Linked DNA regions of Mus musculus: region 2 is linked to region 1. Evidence: chromatin contacts called from ENCODE Hi-C data. All regions are on one chromosome and are shown on one strand. The core of a region is the stretch at or near the end of the contact, and the rest is flanking DNA. Distances in the headings are between cores, read along the strand shown. Region 1 holds the start of Rars (arginyl-tRNA synthetase). Region 2 holds the start of Nudcd2 (NudC domain containing 2).

Region 1 (5,908 bases), core at 1,574-4,073:
GAAAAAGCTTTCTGTGAGTACTTTAATAAATGTACTAAGTGGCTAGGCTCTGGAGGCAGAGGTAGAGGCAGAGGATCTATGTGAGTTTGAGAACTGGTCTACTTATGACAGCTCCAGAAAGGTCAGGGCTAAATAGAAACTGTGCCTCAAAAACAATACTAAATACGTTTCTAAATCTTAAAAACACATAAAAAAGACAGAAAAGCAATAAGAAAAAACTGAGGCAGCCGTGCTTATGAGAACATGGGTAAAACACCTCCTGCCAGAACCATCCGGTACGTGCTTTCAAGGTGGAGTATGTGGCCCAAGAACTAGGGCAAGGCGGCAGAGTGAAGTTATGGCACACAGCACTTTAGTCCTTTGATGCTCCCTCCCTCCCCCCCTCTCCCTCTCTCTGGTTTTCCGAGACAGGGTTTCTCTGTGTAGCCCTGGTTGTCCCGAGACTCACTCTGTAGACCAGGCTGGTCTGGAACTAAAAGATCAGCCTGCCCTTGTCTCTTGCACACAGAGAAGTTTGTTTTCACCACAGCTGTGGATTTATTTCCCTTACTTCCTTCAGCAGCGCACAAGCACTTGACAAAGCTATCTGAGCACAGCTGCCTCCACACAGATAATAAAGTGCTTCAAAGGACTGGTCAGACGCCTGAGATGAGGACTTGGAGCGGTGCCTGTGCAATCCAGAAGGAAGTACACACACTGGAGAACAATGAATGAGGCAACATGCTAGGCTGTGTCATCAGCAAACCTGAAAGGCAGGCCAAAGAAGCTGAAGGTAGGCTTTCTTTAAAACAAACAAACAAACAAACTACATTGATAAGCATTGCTGGACTGTAAGGCTATTCAAATGGTGGCATGGTAGTACACACCTGTAAACCCAGCCTGAGAGACACAGAAGAAGAAAATGCACTTCAAGATGGAGGCAGCCCAGCCCAGAAGCCAGCCTGGTCTGTATAGAGAGGCTGTTGGATGGGGAGGAGGAGAGGCAGAGAAAGTTTCGCAACATTAAATGAAAAGAACCCCAAAAGATGCTATAAAGCATAACACAAAACTGCAAAATAAACAACTTCATTGCAGAGGAGTTAGGAATCAGTGAGTGCATTTTAAAACATCCCTGTTAGTTGCTCCTGAGAAACTGTTTCTTTTACAGTAGTTAAAATGGTTTTAAAAACAAAAGACATTCCTTTGACAGCATGGACATAAGCCTTTGAAGAAATCTCAACTTCCAAACCATTAAACCATCGTAATGAACCACTTAAAAGGGGTATCATAATAAACTACTTAAAAGGGCCCTGGGAAGCCAGTGCCGCCCCACTTTCTCCAGCCTAATGAGTCCTAACTTGCCTTATGCAGGAAAACTGATTTCTAAACAAACTCCTCTTCTCAATTCTTATAGCACGTACTTCTAGAATCTTCAGTAACAACAACAACAGCAACAACAAATTATTTGAAAACATCCGGAGCACTTACCCTTCGAAGAATATTCAGCCTATACTTCAATTTTAAATTTTCTTCTCGTAACTGTTCCAAACTTGGAGAAGCTTCCAAGCAGCCACAGTTCTTCAGCCGGTCGATCTCAGCAGTCAGAGCCTTAATCTCCCTTTCCTGTAAGGGAAAGGCAACTTTTCCAGGTCAAACAAATGCTTCCCGGATAATGGCAAACCTTACCACAGACTTCCTCATTTCGCTCTCCACAACATGTGGGGTAGAAAAATGAGAATGGACTTTGCAATGATTTTACTGACGTCAGCAATCATCCTTTATGAGATGGAACTGAGTTCACATGTGTGTGCTGGGGATGAGGGACTGCGGGGCAGAGAATATAACTCAGCCAAGTGTGCATGGCAGTACACATCTCCAGTCCTAGCAGTTGAGAGGCTGTGAGTTGAAAGTCCAGGGCCAGAGTCAAACACGGAAGTCTCTTCTTTAGCTAGGTGCATCCTGATTTAGTCAGAGTACAAGTTTCTGGCTTTACTACCTGTGTTGCTAAATCTAATGACTTGGGACTAAAAAAAACCAAACCAAATCAAAAACGACAAAACAAACCAACAAACATCAGTAGGAGTTGGGGACTTGCACCCCTCAGTGCTGCTTGCCACACATAGGCCTTGGCTCTGGGTTAGATCCCGAGACAAAAAGGAGTCAATCCATCTTTTGTCATATTCGAAATCACTCAAGTGTCCGTCTTTGCCTTTTCTGGGTCTACGTAAACTTCATATATATATGGTTTTTTTTTTCCCCATCTCTCCAAGATCTGCTACTATTCACTGGACTCAGCAGTAAAGAGCTTGTCCATTTATTTTGCACCTCGGGGATGATTTGCATAAAAGCAGTTATTGTCCAGGGAAGACTTAGACAAACTGAGTTCCTAACGCTAGTGTCTAGGCCCGAAAAAGAAAAGGGGCTGGTCTTACTTTCGTTTTTCAAAATTGTGACACTGTTCCAGACCAACACTGGCGGCTTCTTGGGAAGTTTCCGGCTGGGTCTCAGGGCACACCTGTCCTGCTCTAACCTGGCCTGGGCGACCAGCAGAGTGAGCCTCGCTCGCTGTCCACCCTCTCTTCTCTGAGTGACAGTCGCACGACCCGGCCAAGAGGAAAGGGCCAGCGGAGCAGCAAGGCTTCGCAAGCCCCGAGGTCCCGGACTGGGGTCGCCGCGGCCGCCTGTGGAAGCCACTGCGGACTCTGCCCCGCCGCCGCCCGCTCCAGAGCCCTCCGCCCCGCCCAGGGACAAACCTGCTGCAGCAACCGCGCGGAGCACTGAGCCACCAGACCGTCCATCCTCTCGTCAGCGACTCACATGCCAAGCGGCCGGAAGCGGAAGTGTCTAGTTTGGGCCGGAAACGGAAATTCCTACCCGGGTAAGTCACTGTTTTTGGTTTTTCAGGGCGCGCCCTCTGCTGCCCCCTAACGGGATCCAGGAGACACTGCGAGAGAGGCGGGGAGCAGGCCAAAGCAACCTACCCTCTGCTTGGAGGCATGGCGCGGGCATGGGCACAGAACCCATCCCTCTTTTGTTTTGATTTTTTGTGTTTTTTGTTTTTGTTTTTTTCGAGACAGGGTTTCTAGCCCTGGCTGTCCTGGAACTCCCTCTGTAGACCAGGCTGACCTCGAACTCAGAAATCCACCTACCTCTGCCTCCCAAGTGCTGGGATTAAAGGCATGCGCCACCACTGCCTGCAACTCATCCCTCTGTTAAACAGGCATTTTTGTTGTTGTTCACATTAAGGTGCTAGATACTCTCTCCAGGATGTGAAGATGTTTAGAATGTATGATAAAAAAAGGTCCTTAAACTAATGGAGACTGCCTGAAAGGGGAAAGAGAAAACAATGGCTTTCCTTTTCATTGTATGTGTAGTGCGCGCGTGCACGCGCACATGTGCATGTGTAGACTTTTTGTATTCCACTCTGACCTTTGACTCTCCATCCTCCTGCCTCAGCCTCCTTACCAGGCAAACAATGTTTTAATTACCAAGAAAGGAAGGTGGTACAATGACTTGAGCCAGGCAGCCTCTTGGAGCATCTCTCAGGCTCTTCTGTTCGTTTGAAAGATGTAGCCCAGGGTAGTCTTGCATTTAGCTGAGCTTCTGATCTTTTGTCTTGAACTTCTGATCTTTTTCTTTCCACCTTCCAAGGGTCGTGGTAACGTGGTTTTACCACCAAGATGGATTTAGTTCACGTTAAAATTTACTTATCTTCATCCTAAACAATAATATCTATGAATCCATGGGCTGAGTGTGTGGGCTAAAGATGCTACATATTAAATAAATATAGGACTTGAGAGGTGGCTCAGTGGTTGAGAGCACTGGCTGTTTTTTTTTCCCCCAGAGGTCCTAGTTTGATCCCAGTATTCACATGGCAGCTCACACTCACCTATGAACATGTAGTTCCCTGGGATTTGATGCTCTCTCCTGGTGTGCAAGCATACATGCAGACAAAACACCCATATACATAAAATAGATAAACTTTCAAAAACAATCAACATATTATTATAGATAATAAAGAATGCAGCCATATCTACCTGTGTTTTCTTTTTGCTAGGTAGAGCGGGCTGGCCTAAAACTCAAGCATTTCCTGTGTTCTGGGATTACATCTGCTGCCTCTCCGGGCCTATAGTTTTCTATATTGTCACCAGTGGTACCTATACCCACTTTGAGAAAATGCTGCATTAAGGCACTTGGCTATCACCACAGCACATAAAAAAATGTTAAAAACACACACACACACACACACACAACACTGTGATTGCTGTGAATTCATTCCAGCCTGAGTTAGTGAGTTTTAGGACTGTAGAGTAAGGACCTGTCTCCAGGTAAGCAAGCAAACAAGCAAAAAAAAAAAAAAAAAAAAAAAAAAAAAAGGAAGAAGGAAGGAAAAAAAAGAGGTCACAAGCCACTGAGAAACGCCTATGTTCCCATTGCTACACAGCCGGATTGGAAGGACTTCGACTTTCCTTCAGTCAGTCAGTAATTGTCATGTGTTAGGGAATACTGTGTCAGGAGCTGAAATGGTGAACAGGTGTGTCTGGTGCGTGAGATATGAAACCTAGGGAATCAGATACATATGGTTGGCCAGAAGTACATAACGTCAAGCCTGCTATTTCCAATTAGCTTCATTTACCCACTATCCTATAGTTGGCAGAAATTGATGGCTATCCTTACCATATTCCCATTAATACATTCAGTTAGCAACGTGCTCTGGGGATAGCTGTACTCATGGTATGGGTCAAAGATATGGAAATGAGTTATTCCAGAAGCATCTAGAATATAACAAGTAGAATATAGACTTCACTACTGTGGCTTAACATTGCGACTTAACTTATAACAGTAGAGAGTGACTCTCAGCACCGTGGATCTACAGCAGCGGATGCTGGATCTCAGTAATTCGGTCTACAATAGCAAACACTGGATAAACAATGCAGGGCTTTAGTTTCCAAAGTCTTGTCTTTAATTCTTTTCTTCCAGTGCTGGGATTAAGCCCAGGGCTTTGTGTTTGCTAAGCCACACTACTATTCTATTGAGCCACATCCCCAACCCCAAAACTTGGTCTCTTTCCTTTTGTTTCTTTCCTCTTCCTCCTCCTCTTTCTCCCCTCTCCTCGACCCGCCCCCCCAAGGTTTCACTAAGCTAGCCCTGGATATCCTAAAACTTGCCATGTAGAACAGGCTGGGCCTGAATAGTACAGGGATTAAAAGCACATATCAGAATGCCTAGCTGAGAAAGACCCTTTCTTTATAAACAAAACAAGACCTGCGGTTAAGAGCCCTTGCTACTCTTCCAGATGACTAGAGTTTCTGGCACTCATGTGAAATATAGGTGGCCCATGACCCCTCTATAACTCTAATTCCAGGGGACAAAACTCTGCTGGCCTTCATGGGCATCTTTGGATATACATATAAATAAAAGGAATCTTTAAAAACAAACAAGGCCATCTTAGACTACAGTATAAGTTTGAGACCAAGCTGATGTCAATATGCAACCAAATAAAATAAAATAAAATTCACATTGAGGTGGAGAGGTGACTCAGAGGTTAAGAGCACTGATTTCTGTGCCAGAAGCCCCGGGTTCAAATCCCAGCACCCACATGTTAGCTAACAACTGTCTGTAACTCAGTTCCAAGAGGACCCAATGACCTCTTCTGGTCTCTATAGGCATTGCACCCACATGCAGGGGTGCACACATCTGTGCAGGCAAAATACCCATACACATAAAATAGAAGTGAACATAATTCTATCCATCCATATTCATCCACCCATCTTTAAAAAAGCACACAAAAAAAGTCATGCTGATAATCCTAGAAAGGCTATGGCAAGACAATTGTTTTGAGTTTGAGGCCAGCCTGAACTACACAGTGTGACCCTATCTCAGAATAACAAGACCACAAGATCATAATCGTACCTTCTGTATAGGATAT
Region 2 (5,908 bases), core at 1,882-4,381, 4.9 Mb after region 1:
TTTACCTCAATTGATGCTGGTTCCTTTTTAATCACTGCTAATTTCTTAGCTCCAGCTAACCAGCATCAATAGTCCCAGTAATGCAAAAGTTTCGATTTAGTAGTTCTGGTATCTTGTTAATCACAGCTGATTCTTCAGCCCCAGCTAACCAAAACCACAGAACCTTCACAATCAATACAGCAACAGCCCTGATAAGAGTCTTCCCTCTGAAATTTCACAAGCCAGGCCTCCATCTTCTGTGCTGTTCTCAACATTATCTTCCAAGCTCCTACACAACATCCCACAGAGCTCTTAACATCCCAATGGTTCTTCTAGCCCAAAGTTCCAAATTCCTTCCATAGTCCTCCAGAAAACATGGTCAGGCTGTCACAGGAATTCCTCACTATGTTGGTACCAATTTGGTTTAGTCAGGGTTTCTATTCCTGCATAAACATCATGACCAAGGAACAAGTTGGAGAGGAAAGGGTTTATTCATCTTACTCTTCCACATTGCTGTTCATCACCAAAGGAAATCAGGACTGGAACTCAAGCAGGTCAGGAAGCAGGAGCTGATGCAGAGGCCATGGAAGGATAGTCTTCACTGGCTTGCTTTCCCTGGCTTGCTCAGCCTGGTCTTTATTATTATTATTATTAATTAATTAATTTATTTATTGGTTTTTTTGAAACAGGGTTTCTCTGTGTAGCCCTGGCTGTCCTTGAACTCAGAAATCCGCCTGCCTCTGCCTCCCTAGTGCTGGGATTAAAGGCGTGCACCACCATGCCCGGCTTCAGCCTGCTCTCTTATAGAATTTAAAATCTACTTTCAATTTTGTTCAGCCCATTCTCATTCACCTTCCAGATCTCCATGTGGCCATCTAGCTTTTGCAGAATCCCCCCCCCCCCCTCAAAAAAAATCAGGCTAGAAAATTCTCATAGCACTGTCTATAATTCCTAACAGCTTATTATGCTTTCATAAGGACTTATTTACTTTATCTCTACATTAGACTTAAGTGCTTGCAATTTGGGAGTAGCTTCTATTCTTCTAGTATTTAGCTCATAGTTATGTTGAGCAGTATAGAAAAAAAATATCTTGTTTGGGATGTGAGAATGGACTAGGCTTTTGTAATTAGCCACAGGAGTACTCAAAATCACCTGTGTCTGACAAGCTACAGAAAATACCATGCCAGACACTTTGTAGACATAGGGAGAACACACCAAATTTTAAAAAAAAAAAAAGTTAGATTCCCTCCTTTATCCCAGGATGCTTTAAGTTTCCTTGAGGTAGAAAAAGCTGCCATGGACTTACAAATATTAAATATCTGACATATTATCTTTGACACTGTAAGCCTTAACTACTGCTCCTTAAAACCAAACAGCAGCTGAGCCATGTGTGTTGTGCAGGTCTCTTAAGTTTCAGTACTTGGGAGGTGGCAGCAGGAGTACAAGGCTAGCCTGTGCTACAAGAGACCTTGTCTCAAAACAAAAACATCTACCCTGTTCTGTAGAACCTAAGTTGTCTGAGTTCCCTGGAAATGGTGTGGCCATGGAGATGGCTGTGTCTGATCACTCACTTGACCTTGTGAATGGAGGAACGTTGATAGAAACCAGATAGAGACTACTAACCAGTACATGCTACAGAGGATATAAACCGGCCTTTCATCTTCCGCTCCATCACTTACTTGCTGGCTGCATAATATAGTCAGAAACTCTCTCAATGTTCTCATTTGTAAAGAGTACAACTTTGGTACTTTTCTCGTCTAGCTGTTCAAAGGAATAACATATAGACCTTACGACAGTACAGCTGCACAGTTAGCATCTATCACCTCACACCCAAGGCTCTAGTTACTTGTGCATAAACCACAGCCCTTAAGAGCATAGCATATATCCTTGGAAGTCTGGGTTCCCACTCCATTTCTGCCAATTTAGTTTCATAAAATTGAGTGGATTTCAGTCTCATTTTTCATTTACTTCCAACATGCTATTAATTTGTTGTAGGTGTGAGTTACTGACAGTCTATGTAGCTCAGGCCACTAGGTCTGGAAGTGTCTATTTCTTACAGGTGAAAACATTAAAAATTACTTTATTCTAACTGTTTAAATGCTATCACCATCTACACTCAATTTACTCTGTCATCTACACACCAAGTTCCACTATTCTATTGTTAAAATGCTGAACATTACTTAAGAATTGTTTCATGAGATGGCTCAGTGGGTAAGAGCACTGACTGCTCTTTCAAAGGTCATGAGTTCAAATCCCAGCAACCACATGGTGGCTCACAACCATCTGTTATGGGATCTGAGGCCCTCTTCTGGTGTGTGAGGACAGCTACAGTATACTCATGTTAATAAATCAACCTTAAAAAAATAAAATATTAAAAAAGAAATTCCAAAGAACTGTTTCACGAGTGGAAAAGAATCCGTGGGCAGCTGTCTTTACTGAACAGATTTCTCAGTCTTTATGCTTTTATATCTGAATGCAATGTCAATGCAGAAAATTCTAAAGAGAGTAACTTCTTTTTAAAAAGAAAAGTAGCGCCTGCCAACTCCTAATCCCCTTCAACCAGCTGTGGTTTCTCCATGGTGTTGATGGCATATTTTGGAATCTCACGCTTGAAGACTCGCTGTGTGCAGGGATGACCTCATTTCACGTAGGGCCGCGTCTCTACCATCCCACACTGCGCTAACCAGGTGTTTACTGCGTGAATTTGGAGAAAAACAAACACCGCCCCAGCCCTAACCTGGCTTTCGAATGACTGGGAAACGAGGGCACATCCCCTTCCCACCCTGTTCCCCCACCCGTACGTACCCGAAGGGTCATTGAATCTCTTCAGGGGCGCCTTAGGAAAGGACATTCTGACGCCTGGGTCCAGATGAGACAGCAATCAAACGCCCCAGCAAACTGTCAGCTCGCCTGAATTCAAATTTACCTCAACTTTCCCCCTCAGCCAATCAGAAAACCTAAACCTATCTGGCCAATCCTGCATGGTCCAAAGAGCATGCGCACTAGATTCCTACCGCCGCCCAATCGGAAGGTTTGTAAGTTTAAGCTAGTAGCCAATAAGAGGCTGCTCCTGATCGTCGCCGCAAACAGCTCTATCCAATCACTTCTGGTTTTACTCAGTTTTACTGGGTAGCCCAGTTCGCGCAAGCGCACTTCACAGGCCGGTGGACGCGTCGGAATTTTGGCGTCACACAGGTTTAAAGATCGCAGGCACTTTTCTCCTTTGTTCCGGCGTCAGTGTTCTTTGGATGTCAACATCTCTAGGCTTCGGTCGATTTCACCAGGGCTCACGAGTGTCTTAAATGGGCTCTGAAAGGGAGAATTTTGCACACTCGGACACGCCAGTTTGGACTCTTGCGCATGTGCAGTGACCCCAAGGCGCCGAGGGCAAGCCCAGAGCCTAGTCCCGCCGGTGTAGTGCTCTCCCGGAGCCGTGTGCCTGCGTGGCGTCTTCAGAATGTCCGCCCCGTTTGAGGAGCGCAGCGGGGTGGTTCCTTGCGGGACTCCGTGGGGACAGTGGTACCAGACCCTGGAGGAGGTGTTCATTGAAGTCCAGGTGCCCCCCGGCACTCGCGCGCAGGACATCCAGTGCGGCCTGCAGAGTCGGCACGTGGCTCTGGCCGTGGGTGGCCGCGAGATCCTCAAGGTAGCAAGCCAGGGCTTGTCCCGAGTTCCTTCTTCTGGCTTTCCCGCACCCCGAGCCCTAAAATTCACGGTGTCAGAGGGATGACTGCTGGGTGTGGCAAGGTTAGTTCCTGGCTGGTAGAAAGAAGTGGTAAATTGTTCTGGCGAGGGGTCTCCACGGAGCACTGCACCCACAGAGCAGATTTTGCGCGGGTAGAACTCAAAGATTTTGTTCTCCACTTTATTTCTAAAATAGGTTTGGGGTGCTTTTATTTCCTCCGGAGTTCCTGCTGACAGAAGGCTAAGTAGGTCAAAAGAACGAATATGCGTCTTCTGGGCACCGATGGGAGTCCCAGAGACTAGACAAAAGGATTCTGAACTCTGTTCATGACGTGTAGGCTAATACAGGCACTTACAAGCAAGGCTAGGGTAATGGGATGAGGATTCCAAGATGTCAGATTGGTTTTCTAAATAACAAGTTTCTTGCATGTTGATCTTCATCGTAGTGAAAAGGTGTGTGAAGTTACCTAATTTCACCAAATTTTTAATCTGGTCACATTTCCCCGTTTTTGGTTAAGAATTTATTAAGACTCACATAACAATCAGGCTATACTTTACACCTAGATTAGATGCATAGCCTGTTGGAGGATGACTGTATAATGTAGTGGTGAACGGAGACATGATACTGTGTTTTGTAACCTTGGGCAGGAGAAGGAAAATTAGTCAACAGCTAATTGGATATCAATTTCTGCAACATGTGATTTGAACCTTTTTAAGAAACTGGCCTTTTCTAGTGCCAGCTTCTCAAAAGAGATTGAACTAGCTTTAATAACATTGAGTTTAAAAGAGAGAGCACTTTTAAGGCAGGTGTTGTGGTGCACGCTTTTAATCCCAGCATTTGGGAACCTTAGGCAGGTAGATCTCAGCTCAGCGAATTAGGCCAGCAAGCCAGATGTACTAAGCCAGCTCCATGACTCCATAGAGCAGTGGTTTTCAGCCTTTCCTAATGCTTCGCTCCATTAATAAAGTTCCTCATGGCCGGGTGTGGTGGGCACACGCCTTTAATCCTAGCACTCAGGAGGCAGAGGCAGGGGGATTTCTGAGTTTGAGGCCAGCCTGGTCTACAAAATGAGTTCCAGGACAGCCAGGGCTTTACAGAGAAACCCTGTCTTCAAAAACAAACAAAAAAGTTCCTCATGCTGTGGTGGCCCCCAACAATAAAAACAGTGTCCTTGATACTTCATAAGTGTAATTTTGCATTTACGAATCTGTCATTAAATATCTGGTATGTAGGATATCTGATATGTGACCTTGAAAGAGGTTGAGATGAACAGGCTGAGGACTGACAGACTCTGCTTCAAGAAAACAAAACATAGTCACCAGGTGGTGGCTGTACACACCTTTAATACTAGCATTCAGGAGGCAGAGACAGGATTTCTGTGAGTTTGAGGCTCTTGGTCTATAGAGCAAGTTCCTGGGCAGCCAGGGCTACACAGGGAACACCCACCCCCTTAAAAAATGCAAAACAAAAGAAGGAAAACAAAAAATAGGACATTTTTTCTAGTTTTAGTAGGAGTCCCTGTCTTGTTCATATTAATTAATTGGTAAAGCGTTTTATATGTTAATGTTGCGTTCTATCATAAAGAGTAGTATGTCTTCTCCTGTTTTGTGTAGTGGTGGTGGTCCCTGTGTGTTTCTTCCATGGTAAAGTTGTCAGATTTGTAAACTGGACTCTGATTAGGCGAAAGTTCAAGGTTGAGCACCTACAGGTAGGGGAACTTGGCCTAAGATGTGCCTTAGCTTGGAATGAGCCAAATCTTAATGATGAGAATTTATAAAGCTTAATGAAATACTGTAATTCTATTACCTTATATTGATTTTCCAGGGGAAACTGTTTGATTCTACAATTGCTGATGAAGGAACATGGACTTTGGGTAAGAGAAATCTGTTATGATTCATACACTTAAAAATTGGATCATGGTATCATTTCTCCTTTATATTGTCTTGTCTTTGTAGCTGTGAAAGATGGAGAAAAACGTGTTGAGAGCAATTGTCTATCAAAACTACCTAATAGGGGGCTGGTGAGATGGCTCAGCGGTTAAGAGCACTGACTACTCTTCCGAAGGTCCTGAGTTCAGATCCCAGCAACCACATGGTGGCTCACAACCACCCGTAATGAGATCTGATGCCCTCTTCTGGTGTGTCTGAAGACAGTTACAGTGTACTTATATATAATAATAAATAAACTTTAAGCAAACAGACAAAAACAAAAAAAAAAAATAGTACCTAATAGCCTTTGGAAAGT

Evidence for each region. Hi-C counts contacts between places; a loop is a spot of excess contacts on that map.
Region 2: a loop to region 1 is called in a map of heart, with 9 times the contacts of the local background. The contact joins the promoter of Nudcd2 here to the promoter of Rars in region 1. A Hi-C loop is called at or near these places in 3 of 37 maps with a recorded cell type or tissue (T-helper 17 cell, T-helper 2 cell and heart).

What each region holds. Positions count from the first base shown.
Region 1 is chr11:35,831,705-35,837,612 of GRCm38, forward strand. It overlaps Rars (arginyl-tRNA synthetase), which reads right to left and starts at 2,824. Exons shown (of 15, transcript NM_025936.3): 1 at 2,733-2,824; 2 at 1,468-1,602. The coding sequence starts at 2,777.
Region 2 is chr11:40,730,530-40,736,437 of GRCm38, forward strand. Nudcd2 (NudC domain containing 2) reads left to right here and starts at 3,132. Exons shown (of 4, transcript NM_026023.5): 1 at 3,132-3,625; 2 at 5,489-5,537. The coding sequence starts at 3,437. It overlaps Hmmr (hyaluronan mediated motility receptor (RHAMM)), which reads right to left and starts at 2,908. Exons shown (of 18, transcript NM_013552.2): 1 at 2,785-2,908. The coding sequence starts at 2,830.